2 separate regions of the Homo sapiens genome follow, and region 2 is linked to region 1. Evidence: read pairs that join two places in POLR2A ChIA-PET (ENCODE). Cell type or tissue: PC-9. All regions are shown on one strand.

Region 1 (8,000 bases):
CAGATATAGAGGTTCTTGAATGTCAGGTTGAGGAACTTGTGCATAAATTTTTAGGTATGGGAGCTATTGCATGCTTTTTGTTGCGTACTGATGTGATAGAATAATCTTCTGGTCTGGGATTACTAACCAGGTGTATTTATGGGAGAAAACTAGCGATCTAGGCAAGAAGCGATGGAGGCCTGAATTGAAGTGGTGGCAAAAAGAGGTGAGTGAGGCTGGACCCAGTGGCTAACGCCTGTAATCCCAGCACTTTGGGAGGCCAAGGCAGGAGGATTGAGCCCAGGAGTTTGAGACCAGCCTGTGCAACATGATAAGACTCTGCCTCTACAAAAGAATTTTAAAAAATTAGCTGGGTGTGGTGGTGTGCACCTGTAGTCCCAGCTACTTGGGAGGCTGAGGTGGGAGGTTTGCTTGAGCCCAGCAGTTTGAGGCTTCAGTGAGCTGAGTTTGTGCCACTGCATTCCAGCCTGGGAAACAGAGTGCAACCCTGTCTCAAAGCAAAAAGAGAGAGAAAGGAAAAAAAAGATGAGTGTATAAGATACTGAGGAAGTTAAGAATCTGGGATTTGACAGCTGATTAGGTGTCAGAGGAGTCAAAAATACATAGGAATCTTCATCATGGGTGAATGAGAGTTTGACCCAACCTCTGAACAGAACAAGTCAGAGCAGAAATAGGAGTTTGGGGAGAGAAGATGCTAAGTTACATTTTGCAGTTGTAAAAAAAAAATCTACCAGTACTGGTCTAGACCAGTAGAACTCAGCTGGTCTAGTCTGAAAAAATATTTTGGAGGCCAGAATCATAGAATCATTGAATATTTAGAGCTGGACTATGACTTTAGATAGAGATCAGCCAGCATTCTGACTTCTTCATTTCTCAAGTGAGAAAGCTGTGGTTGAAACAGATTCAGTAACTTACGCAAGTTTATATTCTCTGTCAAGTGACCCAGCTGGGATTTAAACAGGCCTTTTGACTCTAATTCTAGTATTCCTCCCATGTGCAGTATTTTATTTTATATTGCACAATAGATAAAATATAATTTTGGTTTCTCCTTTTTTATTCTAAAAGAGTAAAAGCAGTTATCTCAATATGTTATGTTCATTCTAGTGATGACTTTACTATCATGTACTAAATGTGTTTTGTTTAAAGTAGAAGTTAACTTCACGTTATACTGATTTGTCCCCCCATAAACCAACTGTATGTCATCATATAACAAAAGTTGTTAAAAGTGCTATATACCATATAATGTTGCATCTAAACTGGGACACTTATCTGAGATGCTTTTGCGTGGGACAAATGCTATATTAGAAATGACTAGGACTGGCCAGGTGCAGTGGCTCACACGGGTAATCCCAGCACTTTGGGAGACTGAGGCACGTGGATCATTTGAGGTCAGGAATTCAAGACCAGCTTGGCCAACATGGTGAGACCCCGTCTCTACTAAAAGTACAAAAATTAGCTGGGTGTGATGGCATGTGCCTGTAATCCCAGCTACTTGGGAGGCTGAGGCAGGAGAATCTGAACCTGGGAGGTGGAGGTTGCAGTGAGCCGAGATTGTGCCACTGCGCTCCAGCCTGGGCAACAGAGTGAAACTCTGTTTCGAAAGAAAGAAAAGAAATGACTAGGACAGCAGGAGTAAAACCCCAAGGCATTAGGTCTCCGTAGCTAAGGTGGATCCCACTCATGCAATTCATCAACCTTTGTCTGAAAAAAAAGAAAGAAAATCTGATTTTGTTAAGCTTTTCTTTTGCTTTGCTGTGATACGGTTTGCAGGCCAACACATGCATATTGCTATAGGTTGGTGCGAAAGTTAATTGTGGTTTTTGCTCATTTTTAATGTACCAACCCAATATGCTTTTTTTCCAGCTTAATTTGGCAATTAGGTGGTAAATCACTTGATAGGATAAATTAATCACAATCTGTAAACTTAATTTAAAAATGTGTAACAACCCTCTGTGGAAAATTTGAATATAAACATCAAAAGAATACCATTCTGTAAGCTCTTTTGATTTTTGGCATCTGAAATGTCTGAAAGTATAAATTGCAAAACATATTTACAATTTTAATGACAACTGCAAAAGTATTGCCCATGATTGGAAAGACTAAAATGGTATGCGTTATATGTATTCTGTTCAGGCTGATGCATGATAAATCTCTCACTGAAAAAACAGAAATCCCTATCTCATTTTAAAATTTTAAAAAATTGGCCGGGCACAGTGGCTCATGCCTGTAATCCCAGCACTTTGGGAGGCCGAGGTGGGCAGATCACTGGAGGTCAGGAGTTCAACACCAGCCTGACCAACATGGTGAAACCCCATCTTTACTAAAAATACCAAAATTAGCCTGGTGTGGTGGCACATGCCTGTAATCCCAGCTACTTGTGAGGGTGAGGGAGGAGAATCGCTTGAACCTGGGAGGCGAGGGTTGCAGTGAGCCGAAATTGCGCCATTGCACTCCAGCCTAGCCTGGGCACAAAAGCAAAACTCTGTCTCAAATAAATAATCAATCATTCTAACCTTAAGCAAAATTGGAAAAATGTTGCAACTAATACCTGTATCTCTTTACCTAGTTTTAGTGATTATTAATATTTTGCCACATTTGTTCTATCGTGACATTGCACACCAAAGTATGGCAGTAGGTATCTCACAGAATAAGGGCATTCTACCTGACAGCAATCAAATGATCACCCACAGGAAGTTTAACTTTACAATTCTGTCTGGTCCCTATTCAGATTTTCCCAATTTTCTCAAAATTTTTTTTAAAGTTGTATTTGTTCTTTCACTCAATTGCTGTATCCTGGGTTGCATTTAGTTGTGTCTGAAGTTTCTCTTACATTAGGAGCATTTTCCTGCCCTTTTCTGCTTCTCTCTTGACAATGACATTTTGAAATAGTCCAGTCTAGTTGTTTTTGCAGACTGAAATTTGCATTTTTTGGGTCTTGTCTGTATGATTAGGTTCAGGTTGACCCTTTTTGGCAGGAGTATCCCATAGGTGATGATGTGTTTGTCTTCAGTATTCCCTCCCCACAGCATTTTGAAGTAAATTAACCGAAAGGTTATCCAATATTCTTACTTCTACACTGACTTGGTGTTTCTTTCATTTTAGGAAATGCCAAACAATTGGTTTAAACCGAGATGTAATTTTAAATATTTGAGGTTACAGTAATTACAGGTCTTTGTATTTAAATCGATCAGCCATAATGATTACTGCTTTTATGAAGATTTATGCCAAAGGTAGCTCCCTTACTGTGGGACATAAAAGTTGCTTGTTTTCAGCTTTGACCAGTGATGAACTGATAACCCTGGTAGGAAAATGAAACATTGGGGCTGGGCTTGTAATACGCTTTCTTAAAAGAATGCCCCATTGAAATTAGAGTGGCACGGTGCCACCAGACCAAGGGTTCTCATCCCGATGCCACAGAGGGACCACAGGTGTTATGAAGTGGTTTGCAAAATTGAATGTATGCCAAAATAAAATAATAAAAATAAAAATAAAACCCCACAACAAAAGCAGATATGGTCTTTAGTGCTCATTAGATCTCAAAGGGTCATTACTCCTCAAAGATTAAGAAACTGCTTCTTTATGAGGAGGTTGTCAGAGGAGCTGAATAGTATCAATAAGAGGAAGATGTTTGAGATTCAAAAGGAAGTAATATTCGACTAAGGCATAGCTTCTTTCCATCTTAAAAAAAAGCCACCCATGAAAATAAATATAGTTTAAATTTCCTATTTAAGATGTCTTATTTTAAAAATGATTTGCATACTCTGTGTGTTTGAGTTGGCTATGAAGGAGAAATCCTAGCATTTCCACTCTTGTAACTAGGGAAAAGCATTTTGAATTTTTAGCAGTAGTATATTATGTGATGATGACTCAGCTGACTTCCCGTTTCAAATGGAATGTTCAAAACAGATTGAAACCTGGTTGAAGAATTTTATACTTTGAACCTTACAAGATATTTTCTGCAAACAGTGACTGATTGGATTTTGTATAATAACAAACAAGATTAAGCCAACTCAGTTGTTTTGCTGTTCTTATTAGTGGTTTTCAGTCAGGGAGCACTTATTGAGCAGTTTGCTGCAATAATATTGAATATTTTTAGAGTTATGACGTCTGTGTTTTGTTGACTTTGGTCCCTTCTTTCTCCCATTCTTTTGAAGTTTCCCTAAAACATGTGTGCACAGACGGGAGAGAATGGTAGTTAAGTGTGTGCTGATTTTAAATGTCCTTTTAAATATCATTTATTCCTTGATAATTGACTGTATAACTGATGTAAGAGAAATATGTTTTATATGTTATTCCACTTGTGAATCTCTTTGCAATGTGAGGCATATAGTGAAAATCTTACAAAGATAGGGTCATAAAATGTGCATTCTCTACACTGCTGCAGGTTAATCGTCCTCGAGCCACGTTTCTGAGGCCTGTCAGTCACTATTTCTTAGAAACCTTTGTTGGCTCCTTCCCAGTGACTCTGGAATTAAAGCCCAGACTCTTGTTTTTTGCTCAGCTTATCAATTTAGCACTGTCCCTTCCACCTTTTGCCCTGTCCCTAACTCTTCCTTCTCTGAATGTACCTTTCAGTTTCTCTCAACTTTTAAATAACAGCTTTATTCAGATAAAATTCCCATATGATAAAATTCACCCTTTTAAAGTCCACAAAGTGTATGATTTAATGGTTTTTAGTATATTCACAGAGTTGTGCAATCAGCACCACTGTCTAATTCTAGAATTTTCACCCCTTCACCCAAAAACCCCATAATAGCAGCCACTCCCCATTTGTCCCTTCCACCCAGCCTCTGGCAACCACTAATCTACTTTCTATTATAACTCTATGGACTTACCTATTTTCGTTTAAGTGGAATCATACTATATGATACTTTTGTACGTGACTTGTCTTATTTAGTGTAGTGTTTTCAAGGTTCGTCCATCATGTCGCATATATCCTTTATTCCTTTTTATGGGCAAATAAATTTCATTGTATGGCTATTGCCCATTTTGTTTGTCCGTTCATCAGTTAATGGGCATTTGGGCTGTTCTAACTTTGGGGCTATTATGAATAATATTGCTATGAACATTCATGTACAAATGTTTGTGTGGACATATATTTTCAATTCTATTGGTTATATACCTAGGGGTGGAATTGCTGGGTTATATGGTAACTTTGTTTAACTTTTGTTTGTGTTGTTTTGTTTTGTTTTTGAGACGGACTCCCTCTGTTGCCCAGGCTGACGTTCAGTGGTGCAATCTCAGCTCACTGCAACCTCCCACCTTCCAGGCTCAAGCCATCCTCTCACCACTGCCTCCCAGGTAGCTGGGACTGCAGGTGCATGCCACCACGCCTGGCTAATTTTTTCTATATTTTGTAGAGATGGGGTTTCACTGTGTTGCTCAGGCTCTGTTTAACTTTTTGAGGAACTGCCCGACTGTTTGCAAAGCAGCTGCACAGTTCTACATTCTCATCAGCAATGTATGGAGGCACTAGGTTCTCCACATCCTTTCCATTGCCAGCATTTGTTAGGGTTCTTGTTTCTGATTTTAGCCATCCTAATAGATGTAAAGTGGTATCTCATTATGGTTTTGATTTACATTTTCCTAATGGCTAATGATGATTAGCATCTTTTCATGTCCTTATTGGCCATTCGTATATCTGATCTGAGAAGTGGCCATTCAGATTCTTCTCCCATCTTTAAATTAGGTGATATTTTTTGTCATTGAAAAAGGTCTTTATATAGCTTAGATACAAGTCCCTTATTAGATATATGATTTACAGGTATTTTTTCCTATTTTGTGGCTTTTCCTTTCACTTTTTTTTTTTTTTTTTTGAGACAGAGTCTTGCTCTGTCGCCCAGGCTGGAGTGCAGTGGCATGATCTCAGCTCACTGCAAACTCCACCTGCCAGGTTCAAGCGTTTCTCCTCCCTCAGCCTCCTGAGTAGCTGGGATTACAGGCACCCACTACTATGCCCAACTAATTTTTGTATTTTTAATAGAGACAGAATTTCACCATGTTGGCCAGGCCAGCCTTGAACTCCTGACCTCAAATGATCCACCCGCCTCTGCCTCCCAAAGTGCTAGGATTACAGGCATGAGCCACCGCATGCAGCCTCTTTTCACTTTCTTGATGAAGTCCCTTGAGCACAAAAATTTAAAATTTTGTAAATCTAGTTTACCAGTATTTTTTTCTGTTACTTGTGTTGTTGGCAACAAATCCAAGGTCACAAAGATTTACTTGTATTCTAATAATTTTATAGTTTTAGTTCTTAATGTTTAGTTCTGTAATTCATTTTGAGTTAAGTTTTGCATATGGCATGAGGGCTCCAATGTCATTCTTGTTATGTAACTATCCAGTAATTCCAGCTTCATTTGTTGAAAAGACTTTCATCTTGGCACCCTGTTGAAGGTCACTTGATCATAAAATGAAGAATTATTTCTGGACTCTCAATTCTATTCTGTTGATACTATGTGTTCATCATTATGCCACTTCCACACTGTCTTGATTACTTCAGCTTTGTTGTAATAAGTTTGGAATCAGTATGAGCCTTCCTTCAAGATTGCATTGGCTGGATAACCAGAGACTAATTATTAAAAAAAAATTTTTTTAAAGATTGCATTGACTATTCTGGTTGCATTTCTATGTGAATTTTTGGATCAGCTTGTCAATTTCAGCAAAAAGGCAGCTGAGATTTTGATAGGAACAGTGTTGAATATGTAGGCCAGTGTGGACAGTATTGCATTTTATAATATTAAGTCTTCCAGTTCACGAACATGGAATCTTTTTCTATTTATTTAGGTCTTTAATTGTTTTCAAAGATGTTGTGTAGTTTTCAGTGTGTAATCATGCTTCTTTTGTGGAATTTATTCCTAAAACTTTTTGATGCTATTGTAGGTGGAATTGTTTTCTTGATTTACTTTTTGGGTTGTCCACTGCTACTGTATAGAAATACAGTAGATTTTTTTTAAAGTTTTTTAAAAATTGTGAAACACGTAAAATTTACCATCTTATCCATTTTAAATGATGTAGTTTGGTGGCATTGTCCATTCACATTGTTGTGCAGCCATCACCACCATCCACCTCTGCAACTCTTCATCTTGTAAAATGGAAACTCTGTACCCGTTAAATCATAACTCCCTATTGCCTTCAGCTCTTGGCAGCCACAATTCCACCTTCTGTCTGTATGCATTTGATTATTCTAGATACCTCATTAGTGGAGTCATAGAGTGTTTGTCCTTTTGTGACTGGCTTATTTCACTTAGCATAGTGTCCTCAAGATTTGTCCATATTGTAGCGTGTGTCAGCCAATTGATTTTTGTATGTTGATACTGTGTTCTGCGGCTGTGCTGAACATGTTCATTAGTTCCAGTAGTCTTTATGTATCTGGATTCATTAGGACTTTCTGTGTACAAGAGCCTGTCATCTGTGAATAGAGACAGTTTTACATCTTCTTTTCCAATTTTCGTGCATGCTTACTCACACACGCACTCTCTTTTTTCTGACTGGAACCTCGAGCTCAGTGTCGAATAGGAAGTGGCAAGATCAGACATCCTTGTCTTGTTCCTAATCTTGAGGAAAAGTATGCAGTCTTTATCATTATGTATGTTGTGAGCTGTGGGCCTTTATCAGGTTAAGGAAGTTTTCTTTTATTCCTGTTTTGAGTGTTTTTGTCTTGTAAAAGGATACTGGATTTTGTCAGATGCTTTTTCTGTGTCTCTTGAAATCATCATGTAGCTTTGTCCTTCATTCTATTAACATGGTGTATTTCGTTGATTTTCATGTTAAACCACCCTTGCATATCTGGGATAAATCCACTTTGTGTAGTCCTGTTTGTTGCTAGATTTGGTTTGTTAGTCTTTTGTTGAGGAGTTTTATGTTTGTATTCATAAGGGTTATTGGCCTATAGATTTATCTTTTGATACCTTGGTTCTCTTTTGGTACCTGGTACCTGATTTGCTCTGGTTTGCAATCTGGGACCTTTAGCTGTTGGTTTTGCGTCCACCTAATTCTGCATT
Region 2 (8,000 bases), 190 kb before region 1:
TAAATCAGTGTATGGTCTATACCTTTCTGTCATTCTTTTCTTTTATTTTCTTAGGCTCTTCAAGCCGTTTCGTATCATTTTTCTACATGCTTTTTTTATCCTTTGCCTGAAATAGTCCTCAACCAGTTTTTTTCCTGTATCTGGCTGGGTTCTCAGTCTTTAAGTATCCAGTAGAAGTTCCTCCAAGGGGCTTTCTTGGAATCAACATTCTATCTGAAGTTGTATTCCACTATTCATTCCTTATTAGAAAACCATTTTCTCTTTATTCATAACGTCATAATTTAATTTTTAGTCTATCTTCCTCAGTAATAATTTCTGTGAATGCAGGGATTGTAATACTCAACTAACGTTTAGGGACTAGGAGAGACAGAATATCTTCATTCCGAATAACGGCTTTTTCACCATTCACATGTTCAGCATTTCAGACTAAACTAAAGAATGACGGTGTTACTGAGATTTGGAGTTCCACAAAAGTAGAAGTGCTAGAGCCAAGAACCTGCTGATGATATTGGTTGTCCTTTGAAAAGAAGCCCTCTTAGGGCTTTGGATGTTTGTTCTGACAATATCAGTAATCTAGTTGCAAGGAACTTGTAGTTATTATATTTAAAGTCATTTCCCATGAAATTTATATTTGAAGTTTTCTAATTCTTGGTTACGCACTCAAATCCCCAAATGGAAATTCAATTCTGTCTTTTTATTTACAGAATATACTGATGATAATGCTCTGATTCCTAAGAATTCTTCTGTAATTGTTAGAAGAATTCCTATTGGAGGTGTTAAATCTACAAGCAAGACATATGTTATGTAAGTATCAAATCTCATGTATTTCTCAAAATAGACTTTTTTTAGTTTTTTTAATTTTGTGAGAAAAAACTGTATTTTAGAACTGAACTCATTACTTTAACCTTAATGAATACATCTTCTCAAGACTGTGAGGATAGTAGGTTTCTTTGTTCGTTTGTTTTTGATTTCCTCCCCCAGTTAAATTGACTTAGCCTGTTGTGAGAGGGCCATTATTAGGAAAAATTTTTCTCCATATGGCCAGTATTTACAGATACAAGAAAGTGATATTCACATTATTTCTGTGCCTTTCTTTGACTACTTTTTTTTGTGGGGGTTCCTTCAGTTTTCTTCACTACAAAAATTTGGTGTTGTAGACATCGGTCCTAAATATTTTGACAGCATCAAGAGTATTCAGTAATGCTAACATTTACTCTTTATCAATAAGGGGCTTTGGCTGAGAGGCATAAAGTATATAGGATTTATAATCATGGGCACTGAAATCAGGCTTAGATTTGACTCCATTTACTGCTTCATACCAGTTGTGTGACTTTGGACCTTGGGTAAGTCTCTGTGCCTCAGATTCCTCAAAAATAAAATAGGGACGTGAGTACTTAACTCTAGAGGGTTGTAAGAATTAAATAGTGTCTGGCACATGCTAAATGCACATTATTGGAGTAGGAAGAGAGCAGTCTCACAACTAGTCCGGAGCTGGTATTCACTAACCTGGGGCAGGATTAAAACCTTATATCCTTAACTTTCTCTGCTTTCTTGCAATTTCAGTAGTGATAGCAGAACTATAATATGTGAAAAGGGCAGCAACATAGGTTATTTAAAGAGTAGTGATTTTCACTTAGAATTAGGTAGTATTGTTTGAAATTGGAACAAATTATTTTGAGTCAATGAAAAATTCTAGAATTTGCCAGTGCTAGGGAATGGAAAGTGTTCTTGAAATTAAGGTAAAAATAAAGTCATTTCTTGGAGCTTTACCTCATATGGGCAAGTATTCTAAGATTTTTCTCATTAGTTTGTTGTAAAGTTATATTCCATATCTTAACACTTAGAGGTCCTTTTGTGCAGTATCTTCCATATAATAGCTACTTTAAAAAGCTGAATACTTTCCTTGTTGTAATTGCCAAGTGAACTTTTAATGGTGTGTGTTCTTAACTTTAAATGATTCTAAGAATTATATATATATGTGTGTATATATATATATTGTTTTGTTTTGTTTTGTTTTTTCCTGAGATGGAGTCTCACTCTGTTGCCCAGCCTGGAGTGCAGTGGCACAATCTTGGCTCACTGTAGCCTCCGGGCTCAAGCGATTCTCCTGCCTCAGCCTCCCAAGTAGCCAGGATTATGGGTGCCCACCACCAAGCCTGGCCAATTTTTGGATTTTTAGTAGAGACTGGGTTTCACCATGTTGGCCCGGCTGGTTTCAAACTCCTGACCTCAGGTGATCCACCCAACTTGGCCTCCCAAAGTACTGAGATTACAGGCGTGAGCCACCGCACCCAGCCTAAGAATTATAAATTTATGGGGAGAATTAATTCCTACAATCCAGTGTGAAATTTTACTTTAATTTACCAAGTGCTTTTTAAAAAATGGCAAATGTATTTTCTGTAGATTTTTTGATAGAAACTCTTAAGAATTATTTGAAGTACATGGCAAAATAAGTTGCCTCTTACACAGAATTATATGTTAATGTACAATATATAGGGTTCTGTTTGTAATAAATTTGCCTCATAAAATGCATCTCAGTTTTTTTTTGAGCAAATACTAGAAAATCAAAGCTCAGTTTTTTTTTTATCTCAAATTCCAAATTATACACACACCTAGAAACTCCTGTTAGATGCTAACATTTCTCTATAGTCAAGATACCTTAAACTTTAAGCATTAAAAGGCTATAATCTAGCAACTCAACTTCTTCCCCTTTCCTGTGTGGATTAAAATAATTTCTTTTGGGGTTTATGTCTTTTAAACATCAAATTGTCCAGTTCTACACAGCCATTTAAGTCAGTTCTTTTAACTAAAATACTCTGATTATATTGTGTTTTTCTGGGAGTGAGAATTTTTGTTCAGTTTTTTTTTTTTTTCTGTTTTTAAGAGATGGGGTCACTATGTTACAGCCCAGGTTAGTCTCAAACTCCTGGGCTCAAGTGATCCTCTCACCTTGGCCTCTTGTTCAATCCTTGATTGTTGTTTTGAGACATTTGAAAAATGAAAATAGCTATCAGCCTGGCCCTCCAGATTTGAAAATTAGTTTTGGGAGCACAGCAATTTCTCAGGGATTCAAATTACAAATGTTAACAACAGCAGTCTTCCTGATGTGTGAAAATTTACGCATTCAGAAACTGGGAAATTATATAATTTAAAATTTTCAGTTTATTAAGAATAAACTACGTTTCTAAACATAAAATCCCTATACTACCTTTCAGAAAACATTTGTTTTAAGTGGCAGGGTACACCTATTTTTGAATTCCCTAGTATGGAATTTTTTTCCAAACCACAAATCTATCTTAAAACTGCTCAAAGGTGGTAAAGATTAATCAGAGTAATTTATTCATTCAGAAATTGGCTGTTAAATATTTATACCAAAGGAAAATTAGGTTCCTAAAAATGTATTATTGAAGATAATGTGTTAAAATTTATTAGCACAAAAATTCATAAATAGCTAATGTTAATTTTTGTTTTTATTTTGTGTTTTAGAAGTCGAACTGAACCAGCGATGGCAACTACAAAAGCAGTATGTAAAAACACAATCTCACACTTTTTCTACACATTGCTTTTACCTTTATAATGTAGCAGTGAAGTAAATCATTTTAGAACTTAATATCCAACTGATCATAGTACATATTGTAAATAAAATGTATTTTGATGACAGCTCAGTTGAATATGGATAATATGTGGCATCACTTGCACACTTATTTTGTAGAAATGGGTAATTTGTGCCCGTAACACTGTTTCATATTAAATATGATAGCATTATCCCTGTATGACACTGTGTTGTACAGTTAATGTATGATCCTTTTTAGATCGTTTAGGTTTTACACTAAGGAACATGATGACATGTTCTACATTTGTCTGTCTATAGTTAGTATTTTGTATGTATGTACAGGCTGTTGTGTGCTTTTTGTTTCTTGCAATAAAAAATGTTTGGAGTGTATATTTTGCCATTTTCACGTTGTATCACTTAGTTTTTGTTAGTTTTTTTTTTCCTGCCTGATTTATGGCTTCCAAAAACGCATTAGCAACATGCAAAGCTTATATTAAAGTTTGATGCTTTCTCCAAGTTCAAACACATCATAGAAAAGAGCTTTCCAGAGACCATTGATGCAGCTTTATTATTTAGTCTTGCTTTATTTGGCATTTTGAGCTCCTTCTTTTGTTTACATCTGTACTATAAAGTGAAACCTGAACCTGGGGCCCCCTATGAATATATAAGTGTCTTAGTGATTTTGAGTTTATATAAACTGATTATATTGTTTTCAAAGTTTAATGAGATCTTCCACTTCTATCTAGTTAGTGCAGATGTCCAAATTAAAATATTTCCCTCTTATACTAAAATGCTGCGTTAATTTTAGGCCATTGAAAGCTGTACCTTATCAGAGGTAACTCCCCTTAACCAGGATAACTGGTTTGAAGAAAGTTAAGCTTAATTTTTGTAATCACAGATTAACTTAATTTGTGATACCATTTTAACTTTGAGCTCTTAAGTAAAAAGTAGCAGCATTCCTAAGTTGTGGGGTGAAGCATCTGTTTCATAACACAGGTCTATCATAATTGGGTTCTGTAAATGTAATGGTTCTCTAAACATTTTAATGCCCAGGCTTGATATTGTACACAATGCAAGATGTCTAAAATCTTCATTTAGAATTCAAGGGTATTGCTTGCTATTTCACATTATATACTTTTTAAATACTATTGCTCTTTGTATATGAGGCATTTCACTAACCTTGGATCATTGGATCTTAAACATGATAATATAGAATATCTGAACATTGGACTTGTTCTTTAGAGTATATGGCCTTTAGTTCTTGTGGAACTAAATACAGTGATTCTAAGATCAAAAGTCTTAGTGTTTGGGGTTTTTTTTTCCTCTTTTTGGATATGGGGTGTTTTTTTTTGTTTTTTTGTTTTTTTTTTTTAAGCATAATGCTGTAAAAACTGTCCAAGCTTATGTTTTGCTGGTGATTGGTTTAAAACTGATTTTTATGTATCCAAATGCTAGCATAAATTAGATTGACTATCCTGGTGACTGTAGTAGTTAATGTAACACATTTTGTATAAAGTACAGTTTATATAGTATTTAAACTAATTCAGATGAAGTTTTATTTCTTGAAAACAGTTATTTCCTTTTTGTTTATTAGCATGTGTATAAACACAAATCACATGTTCATAAATAAAGTTAACATTCTTTTAGCCTTGTGTGTTCCGGCATGTCTGTATTACATTTATAAGAAGCAGTTTATTTAAGCTTATTTAGGTTTCTCTTTTCTTTTCTTTTTTTTTTAATACTTTAAAATTGGCTTTAATTTTTAGGTAGAATTATCTGAAATAGAGATATTAGATAACCTTGTTGTCCCCATCATTTATTTGCTTGGGGTACATTTGCTGGCATTTAAGATGAGAATATATTCATCAAGCATAATTAGTGCCCATCTTAGGAGATTTAGAGTCACGTGGATTGTACACATTCACAAAAGCAAAGTAAATAGAGGCGCTAAGCCAAATTTTTCTTATCCTGATTAGTAAAGTAAATGTATAGTTTTGGTAATGGAAGCGAACTCTAATCAAGAATGGATGGCTGTTTCCATATTCCCCAGTCTTGTTTTTAGTCATCCATCCATGTTGATACCCCAAAGCTGGATGTTCTTCTTGCTAACTAAATATCAGAGTGGTATTTTATAGGATTCTTTAACTTCAAAAAGCTAATATAATTGGCATAAAAGATTTTAGATCCTTGCTTCCCAAAACAAGACCCCTAATTAGGTACAGGGAGGTGGGTTAATTTTAATGTCTACGGTCTGCATCAGTCCGTTTTGTGAGGACTTTAAGTGGCAGACTTTTTTTTACCATTAGTATCTTACCAAGAGTCACTATTTTTATTGATGTTTAGTAATACAAATTCCTAATCATTTTTAAACCATTCTTTGTCAACATTTTTTGCTCATTTCTGAACACCTTGCTATATGTAGGAAACATTTGTTTGCTTTTCTAAATTTGAGGTAAATTTGACTTCTTTGTGGACTATAAGATATTTAGGGGCAATAGTGATTACTTGGTGGTAAAAAGGTGATTTAGGTGCAGTTGCATATCTAAAACCACTTCAAAGTCAATAAATACATAATACTAATAAGTTAGCAGAAAGCTTAAAAGCACACAAAAGCCCAGCATAAAAACAAAAAGGATACTATATCTTAAGTGTTAGGAGTGGGAAGATTTTTTTTTTATTCTTAAGTTTTTTAGTTCCAGTGGTAAGAAAGTTAATATAATTGTTTTCTTTCCAAGGAAATCATCAGTATTTATATTCTATTCTAGATAGTAATGGGCTATTTTTAAAGACTATTTGTTTTATTGGTTAGAATGTAGTATAGATGATGGTTGACAGCAATTTGTCTAGTCCTTGTTACTTAAAATCAAGTAACTTCTGGTTGGTATAAAATCTTTAAAATAGATTGAGTAGGTCAGAACTTATTTTAGATAAAAAGAGATATGTATTATTTAGAGGTTTTTTTCTACTTACCACTTGAGATTAGTTCTTAAAGGAAAAAAATACTTAAAAGCTGGACAAAAATGATAACCCATTGGCAAATTATGTAGATATGCATTAAGTTATAGGGTTAGTGCATCATGAACTCTTTTATAGTCAGTTCCTTAATGTGGAGCAAAGAACCTTTTGTCTGAATAAACATCCCAGTAATATCCATCAAATTAACTTTTAAAACCCTAAGATATTTGTGAGATGTGTCTTATATTTAGCCAACATTATTTTTTATTTACATTTATTGAATCCCTACTGTGTGGGCATTGGCTAAGAACTTCATATTGAGACTGGTTACATTTGTCTTTGGGGCTCTTAAGTCATGTTGCTTTTATTTTAAAACTTTTGGTTCTCTGGAACAGAATACCTGATGAAGACTTTTTTCTTTGATCCAGACATCTTGTTACATTCTCCATTTTAAATGAAGAGTTCTGACCTTACGACATGTTAACTAAGCAACCCACTTACTACGTAGGAAGCTGTAGGGAAATCATATCTTCAAGATTGTTTGCTAAAGATTTTTTTAAAAACTGATATTAAAATCATTTCAGAGGATCAAATGAAAAAAATTAGTGTTCAATTTAAAATACATTTTTATTTTTATTTTATTTTGAAAGAGAAATGTTTTATTCCTCTTTGCACAGAACAGTTTATGAAGGTGGCTCTCTCCTGACTCCATACATCTTTTACACAAAGATGCCTCTTCAAATATGCCCAGTTATCTCCCCCTCTTCAGTGTTAGAGAATTGGCAGTTAGTGAGTGGGGCAGAATGCTTAAGGCTCATTAAAATACCTTTTTTAAAGCCCTCTTATATCCTTTATGTACACTTGCTCTGTGTGATTAAATTAACTTTCTTCAAATATTAGAGTCCATCATAATAAGTGACAGCTCTGTTGGCCTTCTCCTCAGGGTGCCATTGTTTTCCCTTTTTTTGACTTAACATCTTTGCCCTGAGAAAGCTGTGGTTTCTTTGACAAGAAGCTATTACTCTTTGTATGAGAGAATAAACAAACTTACTCAGACTGAAGAGTATGTTTTCAAAAATTAAAGAAGTAGCAATTATATGGGAGCTGTTATTTATTAAAGCAATTATCTGAGCCCTTAAAGGGCTGTTTGTTTTTACAATGTTGTATAATGGCCTTGCAGGAAAATTAGATTTCTTATTCTCTCTTCCAGTGTACATTGTCTTGAGTATTGTCACATTTAGAGACCATAGGGAGATATGGGACTCCTAGTATTCAGTCGACACTCTGAACAGATTTTCTGTGTGATACATTTTTTCATTTTAATTGAGTCCCCTCTTCCTCCCCTCCAACTGATAGCTTTTTATAACTGTGTGAAATATCTAGAGAAGAATGAAGTAGGCTGAGCTACATTTTCAAGCTTAACATTCTTTAGAAAACTAAGAAAATGCCCAATATTTCAACATTAAGGTGTCAATAGGGGCTAAATGATCAC

Evidence for each region. Peaks named below come from ENCODE experiments on the same cell type or tissue, not always from the same donor. Only the 100,000 strongest peaks of a DNase experiment are listed, where the experiment ranks them.
Region 2: POLR2A ChIA-PET joins it to region 1 with 12 read pairs; 13 of 35 experiments call an interaction of 5 or more read pairs at or near these places.

The regions. Positions count from the first base shown.
Region 1 is chr16:24,733,681-24,741,680 of GRCh38, forward strand. The region is part of intron 2 of TNRC6A (trinucleotide repeat containing adaptor 6A); the gene reads left to right. Among named protein-coding and RNA genes, the nearest start is that of TNRC6A, 8.0 kb to the left of the region's middle. In PC-9, no CTCF peak of the experiment used is centred here; DNase peaks (open chromatin) are centred at 3,181 and 3,901; H3K4me3 peaks cover 1,601 bases; H3K27ac peaks cover 2,898 bases.
Region 2 is chr16:24,545,459-24,553,458 of GRCh38, forward strand. It overlaps RBBP6 (RB binding protein 6, ubiquitin ligase), which reads left to right. Exons shown (of 18, transcript NM_006910.5): 2 at 705-804; 3 at 3,487-3,523. Among named protein-coding and RNA genes, the nearest start is that of RBBP6, 9.9 kb to the left of the region's middle. In PC-9, no CTCF peak of the experiment used is centred here; no DNase peak of the experiment used is centred here.